2 separate regions of the Homo sapiens genome follow, and region 2 is linked to region 1. A link is a loop called in an ENCODE intact Hi-C map of the cell type or tissue named here. Cell type or tissue: mammary epithelial cell. All regions are shown on one strand. Links, peaks and the distances in the headings refer to the core of each region. The heading gives the core; the rest is flanking DNA. Region 1 overlaps COL2A1 (collagen type II alpha 1 chain). Region 2 has its middle 14 kb from the start of TMEM106C.

Region 1 (4,386 bases), core at 365-4,364:
ACTCTTCGGCGGGGGGAATAAAAGTTCTCTGCCTTCGAGGCTCTGTGGGCCCTCTCCTGCCACCAGGCTGTTTCCAGGGATAGCGTGGAAGGCGGCGGGCTCAGGCGGGCTTTCCGGTCATTAGCGCAGCGGGGGCAGGGCTGGAGCCTGCGGCGCAGCTGCGAGGAGCCGGGAGCAGGAGACTCTGGCCGGGTCACCCGGTAGTGCGCTAAGCTGGAGGCGCGCTCCTGGGCATTTGAGGAATACAGCGTGACTATACGTGGCCTGGACTCAGACTGACTATATTTTTGTACTACATTTACAAGCACACGCCCACAAAGCTGTCTTCTTGACTGACCCCTGCCTTAGTGCGCAATGGAATTAGCTGGGTGGCTTTAAAATAATTCTCAAATTCTCCATCCGGTATTAGGGTCGCTTGCTTAATTAGGCGGTAGAGCTCTCTCATCGCCGCATCTTTCCTGGGAGGGAGTGATTCCACAGCTTCTCCGGCCCAAACCTTCCAGTCGCTCCTCCTCCCAGAGGGAGTGTGATTCTGCATCCGAGAGGCTGATTTTGCGCCCTGGAGCATCCCACCTTTTATAACTTCCCCCGCCTGGGGTCAGCGGACCCAAAGGTGTGACGTGGGGAAATGCGCAGTCTGCGTGGACGTCAGGAATGTCAGACACCTAGAGCTCGGCCACACCCCTCCTCTCCATCTTTCCACGAGTTTGAGAAACTTACTGGCGGCGGCGTCTTTGACCCTCATCTGCATTTCAGAGCCCTCGCCTCCGAAAGTGCCCCTGGCTCAGGGGAGAGATCTCAATCCTCCTTTGTGAGGCTTGTTTGCATTGGGAGATTGGCAGCGATGGCTTCCAGATGGGGCTGAAACGCTGCCCGTATTTATTTAAACTGGTTCCTCGCGGAGACCTGTGAATCGGGCTCTGTGTGCGCTCGAGAAAAGCCCCATTCATGAGAGACGAGGTCCAGTGGGTTCTCTCGTACTCCCAGACCCCCTCTCCCACAATGCCCCCCTGTGCCCGCCCGCCGCCACCTCTCGGCTCCAGCCCTGCGCAGAGCGGCGGTGAAGCAAAACAGTTCCCCGAAAGAGGTAGCTTTTTAATTGGCTTGCCACAAAGAATCACTTATACGGCCCTGCGGTAATGAGGGGAACCGGATCAGGCGCGCCGGGATGCTATCGGCAGCCGTTTTGGAGCAGCAATTATGGTGGTGCTGGGCTCCTCCGTCCACACCTAGGGGATCCGGTTACGGCGCTGGCTCCTTTCTGGGGCAGTCATTTAATCCCACTTTTCACTCTCCCGGTGTCTGTGAGCGAGCCGTGTCCAGAGCCGCAGCCACAGAGTCACTCAGCGGCTCTTACACCCAGCGCAGCCTGGCCCCGCCCCTGCGCCGGCGCTTCCCGGGCCGCCCTTCCCCGGGAAATCTGATCCGCACGGGGAGTGGCCCCTCTCCTAGCATTTCCCCCTCTCCTCCCTGGGTCCTCATGGGCGAGGGTGGGCTCTCCTGTAGTCTGGGCTGGAGCGCATTAACCGATGCCCCCTCTCCCACACCTTCCTCACCGCCTGCATTCCACTGCTCCAGCTATTTTAACGGCGGGTGTGTCCCCGCAACTTCTGTATTTTCCCTGGAATCCCTCACCCTCCTGTGATTATCTTGCCCAAAGGCTAGGCGGATTTCTTCTAGTGGGAAAGTAAAAAGGAAAGTTTATCTTTGGATTTTCACTCTCTTTAAAGAGCAGTGGGCAGGCTCGTTTCTTTCTCGCCCTCTGGGTTTGTGGCTCTTTCCTATTATTCATCCCCTGCTGCTGCTATTGCCTTGGGGATTTTGATGAGAAAAACAGCGCTGGGCGCTCCCTAGCACGTGGTGCGGGCTCTACAGCCCTTGGCTGCTAAGGAGCGCTCTTGTCAGCACAGGTTTCATTTGCAGCATGAATTCCAGACGGCAGGGCGCTGGTGGAGGAGACTAGTCCCTGCTATTCTTCCTCTGCAGTCTTGGAGGAGGCCAGGCCTGGACTGGCCAATCTTAGCCCTAGCCAGGTATTCAACGACCCCTGCTCCCCAAACTGGGGTGCTGTTTTCAGATGGAGGCAGGGCCTCTCCAGGCAGGGCTACAGGTGGAGGTCAGCACTGGGGGCGCTTTGGCTCCACTGGCCTCCTAAGCAGTTTATTAGCCTGCCCAAGCCCCAAGTGTATTGTTTGAATGGGTCTATCCCCCTCCCCAAATTGGTCCTAATTCTAATATGGTTCAAAGAATGAGACAAGATCCTAATTCTAATAGCTCGTCTTTTCACCCCCCTTTCTTATATACCTATTTTTGGAGCCTCACTGCTTATAGATTCCAATTTTTGTAGGTAGAATTTTCTACATTCCCTCTGAATGTTAGTTGTCAGTTGTATTTAGCTAATCCCATAATTCCCAGAGGAAGGCAGAAGAAAGAAGACTTCTCTGCTCCTGGGCTGGTGGAAGGGAGGTCTCGCCATTTTTCTGTCTCCTTTCTTTTTATAGTCCCAGAATTCCTATTCAGAATATCTTGTCTCCTCCCTTCCGCTCACCCTCCAACTCCCTCCACCCACTCCATCACCTGGTCTCCCCCGTATTAGGTGGGTAAAGAGAATATAGTATAGTAACCCCCCACCTTCATTGCTGGGTCAAGATTTTCACTGGTGAATAGACAACATGGTGCAAGGTGCATAATAAATATTTGTTGAATACATGGAAAAATCAATGATGTTTTAGGAAAATAATTTTTAAGTTCTATATGTCCAGGTGGCCCCAGCCTACATTCTTCAGCATTTGAATTCTGTCAAGTTGACTGCAACCTCTCTCTTTTTCTCTCTGGCTCCCCACCCCCTCCTTCCCTTGGCTCTCTGCTTCTCCCTCCCCACCCTTGGTGCAGAGGAGGCTGGCAGCTGTGTGCAGGATGGGCAGAGGTATAATGATAAGGATGTGTGGAAGCCGGAGCCCTGCCGGATCTGTGTCTGTGACACTGGGACTGTCCTCTGCGACGACATAATCTGTGAAGACGTGAAAGACTGCCTCAGCCCTGAGATCCCCTTCGGAGAGTGCTGCCCCATCTGCCCAACTGACCTCGCCACTGCCAGTGGTTGTAATTTATTTATTTCCTGTTCAACATAAATAAATTACTTGCAAGCACTGCAAACACGCTCCCATAGATGCTGGTCGTCTCTGCAAAGCAGAGGGGCTAGTTATCCATGGGACCTGGTAGCTGGGGTAGAAAGGAAAGGCCACTTCTCACTTGCAGGTTGAAACTGAGTGAACGAGCCTGAGACACTAGAGGGGTCCTTCTTTGCCCAACATCTCCAAAAACATTTGCTTCCAAGACACATGAAGGACAGATGTGATTCTACAAAAAAAAAAAAAAAAAAATCCTCTCTGAAATCATCTCTGCAAATTACTAGAGCCACTATGGAGATCAAATGCTCTGTCTGGCCAATCCACGAATTAATTCCTCCTCTGCCACCGACACCTTGTCTTCTCCTTAGAAGACTTCTATGTATGTGGTCTTCAGTGTGGAGAAAGCTCTGCCAGCTAGTGGGGAGACTGCAGGGGCAGAGGCTCCCTCTTTGAGTTATGGAACATTGGTGGTAGTTTCCTCTCTGCTATTACCTCTCTTGGAGTTGACCATTAATTCAGAAGCAAAATAATAGGAGAGGGAAGGGCTAGGCTTTGGGAGTTCTCGTGGGGACGGGTGGAGACAGAGCCCCATGTATCTGCACTGTAGTGGGTGGTTATAAACTCCCAGTTAGATCCAGTGCTGGTGGATGATATATGTGCAGGTGACCCCTTCCCAGCATTCATACAGATGTCCTATCTCCCTGCAGAGTGAGTGGGGACGCTTGTGTAGGTTTTTTGGGTAGCTCTTGCTGTCCGCTTCCTGCTGAAGTAGAGAAGGCCGTGGCAAGGGAAGTGAGAAGCTGCCTTTCCTTAACACTTCACCAACACTGGCTCCCTAATGTGCAGATTCCCAGATCCTTTCTGAGGGGCCCGTGTGAGTGAAGTGTTGATTGCCTTTACTATTTTGCTGCTACTGTGAAGGAGAGGTTATTGACTGGGGATGGCACAGGCTATGATGCTCCGATGCTCTTCATAACTCATATGCCTTGCTGTTTTTGTGTTTTTATTTGTGCTTGCTTCAAGGAGACCCAGCTCTAATGTAAGACCTTTCTAAGTACCTAACTCTTCCTCTGGGAGGGCTTGGGGTTCGGGAACGGCTCCCTACCCTGTGGGGGGAAGAGAGACTGAATCTGTGCTTTCCTTCTTGTGGCTGATTAGATCTTGAGCTCTTCATTGCCTTTTTGTGCTGCCCTTGCTCCTTTCTTTTGCATGCTGCCTGCTTTTTGAATAACAAAGTCTGGGTCACCTCCATTCC
Region 2 (4,386 bases), core at 89-4,088, 51 kb after region 1:
AAGGCTGACTGGCCAGGGAACTGGGGGAGCTGTGCCTGAGGGGTAGGCTGGAGATGGGCTTGCTGGATTTCCACTCTGCAATGAGTGTTTGATGAAACCCAGGCGCCAGCCAGCCAATCTCCGTGGTCAACTTTCCCAGCACTTCCTTTCTCAACCTTAGCTTCAGGGATGAACGTGGTGGCTGGACAGATCCTCATCTGATTGTCATCCAAAACCTCCATGAATCTGTCCACTGCTGCCCGAGACATACCTACCTAGAGGCTCAGCCAGCAGGGCCTTTGCCTGAACTCCAGGCATCCTGTGCCTGAGCCAGACAAACTGCAAATGGACAAGCCTTGAACAAGCGTATGTACACCTAATACAAAGCAGGCAGTGAAAAAATGCAGGAAGATGATGAGGAATGCAGGAGTCACGGATTAGTGCCTGAGGACAAAAGGCTGAGATGAACTCTGGGATGTTTTTAGAAAGACAAGATCCATATCCAACCCATTCCCAAAGGGCAACTGTCTGAAACAGCTCTTGACATCCCCTTCTTCTCACCTTCCGCAATGATTGAATTCAGGTTCTCTGCATCTCTTGCCTAGGCAATTGAAATAGCCTTCTTGGTAGGCTCTCTGACGTTTCATATATATATATGTATATGCATATGTATATAATTTACTATGTGTCTATTATGTGTCAGGTACCACAGTAGGCACTTCTGTATATTATCTCATTTACTCCTCTTAACAAGTCTATAGGCTGAGTTTCATCACCCCCATTTGACAGATGCACCCCCATTTAACAGATGAGGCCTCTGTGGCTCAGAGAAGTGATGTGGCTTGCCTGATGTCACACAGCTGGGGTACAAGCACCATGCCATCTCCGACCACTTGCCTTCCCAGCCCCCCTCCACATTCCACTGGTCTAGCGGTCTTTTTCTGAAAGCAGAAGTATTCGTATCATTCCGTCTCTTGAAGCCTTCAGTGGCTCCTCACAGGCTCCAGGATCAGACCCAAGCCCCTTATACAACTTGCGAGGCCTCTTCCACCCTCCTGCTGCCTCCTTGCCACTGACCACACACTTGTACCACAGCAAACTATTTGTAGCTTCCTAAACATGCCGGGACTTTGTGCCCTTGCTCCCTCTGTCCTCTTGGTGTGGGATGTTCTTTCCGCCCTGCCCCACCCCATACCCCGTTTCCTGCGCCTGGAGGGATCCTACACAGCTGCTCGAGCCCAGCCCTGACGTGGCTCTGCCATCTCTGCAAATCCGTCTCCCACCATCCCCCAGCATGCACACACACGTACACGCGTGCGCACCCACACCCTCCTCTGCCCCTCCGGCCCCCTGCTCGGCGTGAGGGCCGCTGTTGGCGCATCTGGCGTGTCTCCTCTTGGCCTCTCCTCTGGCACCTGTGGCTCATCTACTGTATGATGATTGTCTGTTTACCAGGCCATAGGTCCTGTTAGACTAAACTCTGCGAGGGCAGGATGGTGTCCTTGGGGCCTTGAGAAGAGCCTGGCAGAGAGCAGAAGCTCCGTAAATATTTATTGAATGAATTGAACAGAGTTGAGTGAACAGAGAGCACCTTGGGACAGGGACAATTTCAGTCACTTCCACGCCCCATCTCGTGGCATGCGCCTGGCACCCAGTGCATGTGCAGTTAAGAGTGAATGAATAAGGTCAGAGGAAAAGACAGGACGGGTGGGAGGAGAGTGGTGGGAAGGTTGGCCACAGATTCCAGTGCAGGTCTGGACACAGCTCTGTTCCTTCCGCCAGGGGGCGTGGGAGGCCTGGGCCGGGCCTCCAGACTCCAGTAATTCCTTCCTTTCTTAAAACCCACAAGAGGATCCAGGCGCGCCTGTCGTCCCAGCTACTTGGCAGGCTGGGGCAGGAGGATGGCTTGAGCCCAGGAGTTCGAGGCTGCAGTGCACTATGATCGTACCCATGCATAGCCACTGCGTTTTCTGGCCTGGGCAACACAGCAAAACTCTATCTCTGAAAAACAAAACAAAACAAAACAAAACAAAACAAAAAACAAATCCACAAGAGGCTGGAGGTTGCTTCCCTCCACTGAAGGGATCAGGAGGCAGCCAGGAGCAAAGGGAAGGAGTCCACCCAAGGCTGGATTACCCAAAACAGTGGGCTGGGGTTTGGCCTGACCTGCTCTTGCCTGATGGGACAGGAAGGGATTGGGATGCACCTTGGAACAGGTAGATGCTTGCAGTTGGAGGCTATGACTGGAGCTGTCGGTCTAGAGCCGGGAAAGGGCTCATATTTCTTCATCGTCACTTCTGAGAGAACTGAGGCCCAGAGATGTCAAATGACCTGGCATCTCAGCCAAGTACAGGCCTGACAGGGAGAGGCGGGACCTGCCCACACACCCACCAGCCTATCTCCTGAGGCTTCAGGCCACATGGCTCTGTGGCCACTCTACTGGGCCCAACTGTCCAAACAAGACAGCTGGGTGATTTTTGTCTAAATTAGATGCCACCAAATATTTGTATTATAAAGAGTTTTTCAAGTGTTGTAGTTTTGTCTTTCACTCTCCCCATGAACAGATTTGCAAGGGGACCCGGATTAGCAGTGAGAGTGAGAGAATGGAGCAGGTAGGAGGTGCGGGGAGATGATACAGGCCAACGGTGCTGGAGAGCTGGAGCATGAATCTGAATTGCTGTTCCACTGTGGCTGAGCCTGGCCTGCCTGGACATCTTCCTCTGGCCAGTGTCCCTTCTAGGCACTGGGCTGCCATGAGGACAGGCTTTTGGGTGGTGCTGTACAACAGCAGCTGACCTCTTGGGTGCTGTCTCTGCTACTGCTTTAGCGATCTCTGCTGTAGAGCTTCCGTCCCTGCCCCTGAGTATAGGCTCAGAAGCCCCACTATCCTTCCAGAGGCTGCTCTATGTTACTTCCTCCAGGGAGCACTCCTTGATTCTGACCCTCTGCCGGGGACAATCTCTCCCTTCTTTGAGTTCTCATATTAATTTGTTTATGCTTCTTTCATGGGATTTGCCTCTCCCCTTGCATGACTGTACAAAAGTGGCATAGCATAGCCGCTAAGATGGATTCAGACTCCCTGGGCCCAGATCCTGACTCCGCTGCTTACTAGTTGTACTGTGGTGTGAGAGTCTCTTGGCTGGGTGCGGTGGCTCACGCCTATAATCCCAGCACTTTGGGAGGCTGATGTGGGCAGATCACTTGAACCCAGTGTTCGAGACCAGCCTCAACAACATGGTTAAACCCTGCCTGTACAAAATTAAAACATAAGTAAAAATTAGCCAGGCGTGGTGATGTGCGCCTGTAGTCCCAGCTACTTGGGAGGCTGAGGTGGGAGGATCACCTGAGCCCAGGAGGTTGAGGCTGCAATAAGCCATGATTACGCCACTGCACTTCAACCTGGGCAACAGAGTGCAACTCTTGTCTTTTTTTCTTTTTTTTTTTAAAAAAGAATATCTTACTTTCTGTGTGCCTCAGTTTCCTCCTCTATAAGATGGGAATAATAAGAGTACCTTTCTTACAGGGCTGATGAGGGTTTTTAATGAATTACTACATGTAAAGTGCTTAGGTCAGGACCTTGTACATGGCAAACACCCTTTAAGTGCATGCTATGATTGCCACTGGAGTGTTTGTGTCTGTGCCTTACCTCCTTATTAAGCCTGTTACTTCTTGAGAATGGGGTCAGCCCCTTTTACTTAAGGCAATTTGTGTCCCTCACTGTCCTGGCGCAGGGCCTGGTTCATAGCCGGTTCTCGCTGACGGTTTGGGGAATGATGATGAGGTCCGATGCCTTCTCCCTGCGTCTGTGTCCCTGCTGCAAGCCCCTGCAGAGCGAGCCTGTCTCCGCGGCTCAGGCCCTTCCTCCCACAGCCTGAGCCCCAGCAATTTTCCCTGGCAGCTCCCACGTTCCGGACTAACTTTAGGGTTGGTTTCCAGCTGTGGTTGGATTTTTCTGTTTGAAAAATATTTTAAGCAGCTGGTGGGGAAGGGGTGGAGAGGTGGGAAAAGAATAATAAATAAACTTGTGAAAGGAAGATTGTCTAAACAGCTAGGAGCTGCCACTGCCAACAGCTTGGTCTCCGGGCCATGCCAAGGACTGGGGAGCTATCAGGTGGTTGGTGGTGGGGACGGGACACTGTGCTGGCTTCCCAGGCCAAGGAGAAAGACTCTCTGCCCCTCACAAGCACTTCTCGCGCTTCCTTTCACATTATGCCCTGCGTGAGTTTCCAGGATGCAAGAACTACACGTGGAGAAAGCTAGTTCTGCCGCAGGCGGGATTGAAGTTAGACACTGAAAAGAACTTCTTAGTATCAGAGCCCATCCCTGTAATCCACCTTTATTTCCCCTAAGACCTTGTTTTTCTCCAGAACTCAACTCCTTTTCAGCTCTGGTTATGTAACGCCTCGG

What was found. Peaks named below come from ENCODE experiments on the same cell type or tissue, not always from the same donor. Only the 100,000 strongest peaks of a DNase experiment are listed, where the experiment ranks them.
Region 2: it touches region 1 in a loop (10-fold over the local background); 11 of 110 quality-filtered maps call a loop at or near these places.

What each region holds. Positions count from the first base shown.
Region 1 is chr12:47,998,632-48,003,017 of GRCh38, reverse strand. COL2A1 (collagen type II alpha 1 chain) reads left to right here. Exons shown (of 54, transcript NM_001844.5): 2 at 2,893-3,099. Among named protein-coding and RNA genes, the nearest start is that of COL2A1, 3.7 kb to the left of the region's middle. In mammary epithelial cell, for the core only: a CTCF peak has its summit at 1,932; DNase peaks (open chromatin) are centred at 1,377 and 1,847; H3K4me3 peaks cover 1,402 bases; H3K27ac peaks cover 864 bases.
Region 2 is chr12:47,947,016-47,951,401 of GRCh38, reverse strand. No RefSeq gene overlaps it. Among named protein-coding and RNA genes, the nearest start is that of TMEM106C, 14 kb to the left of the region's middle. In mammary epithelial cell, for the core only: a CTCF peak has its summit at 1,757 (motif pointing right); DNase peaks (open chromatin) are centred at 381, 1,211 and 1,751; H3K27ac peaks cover 2,254 bases.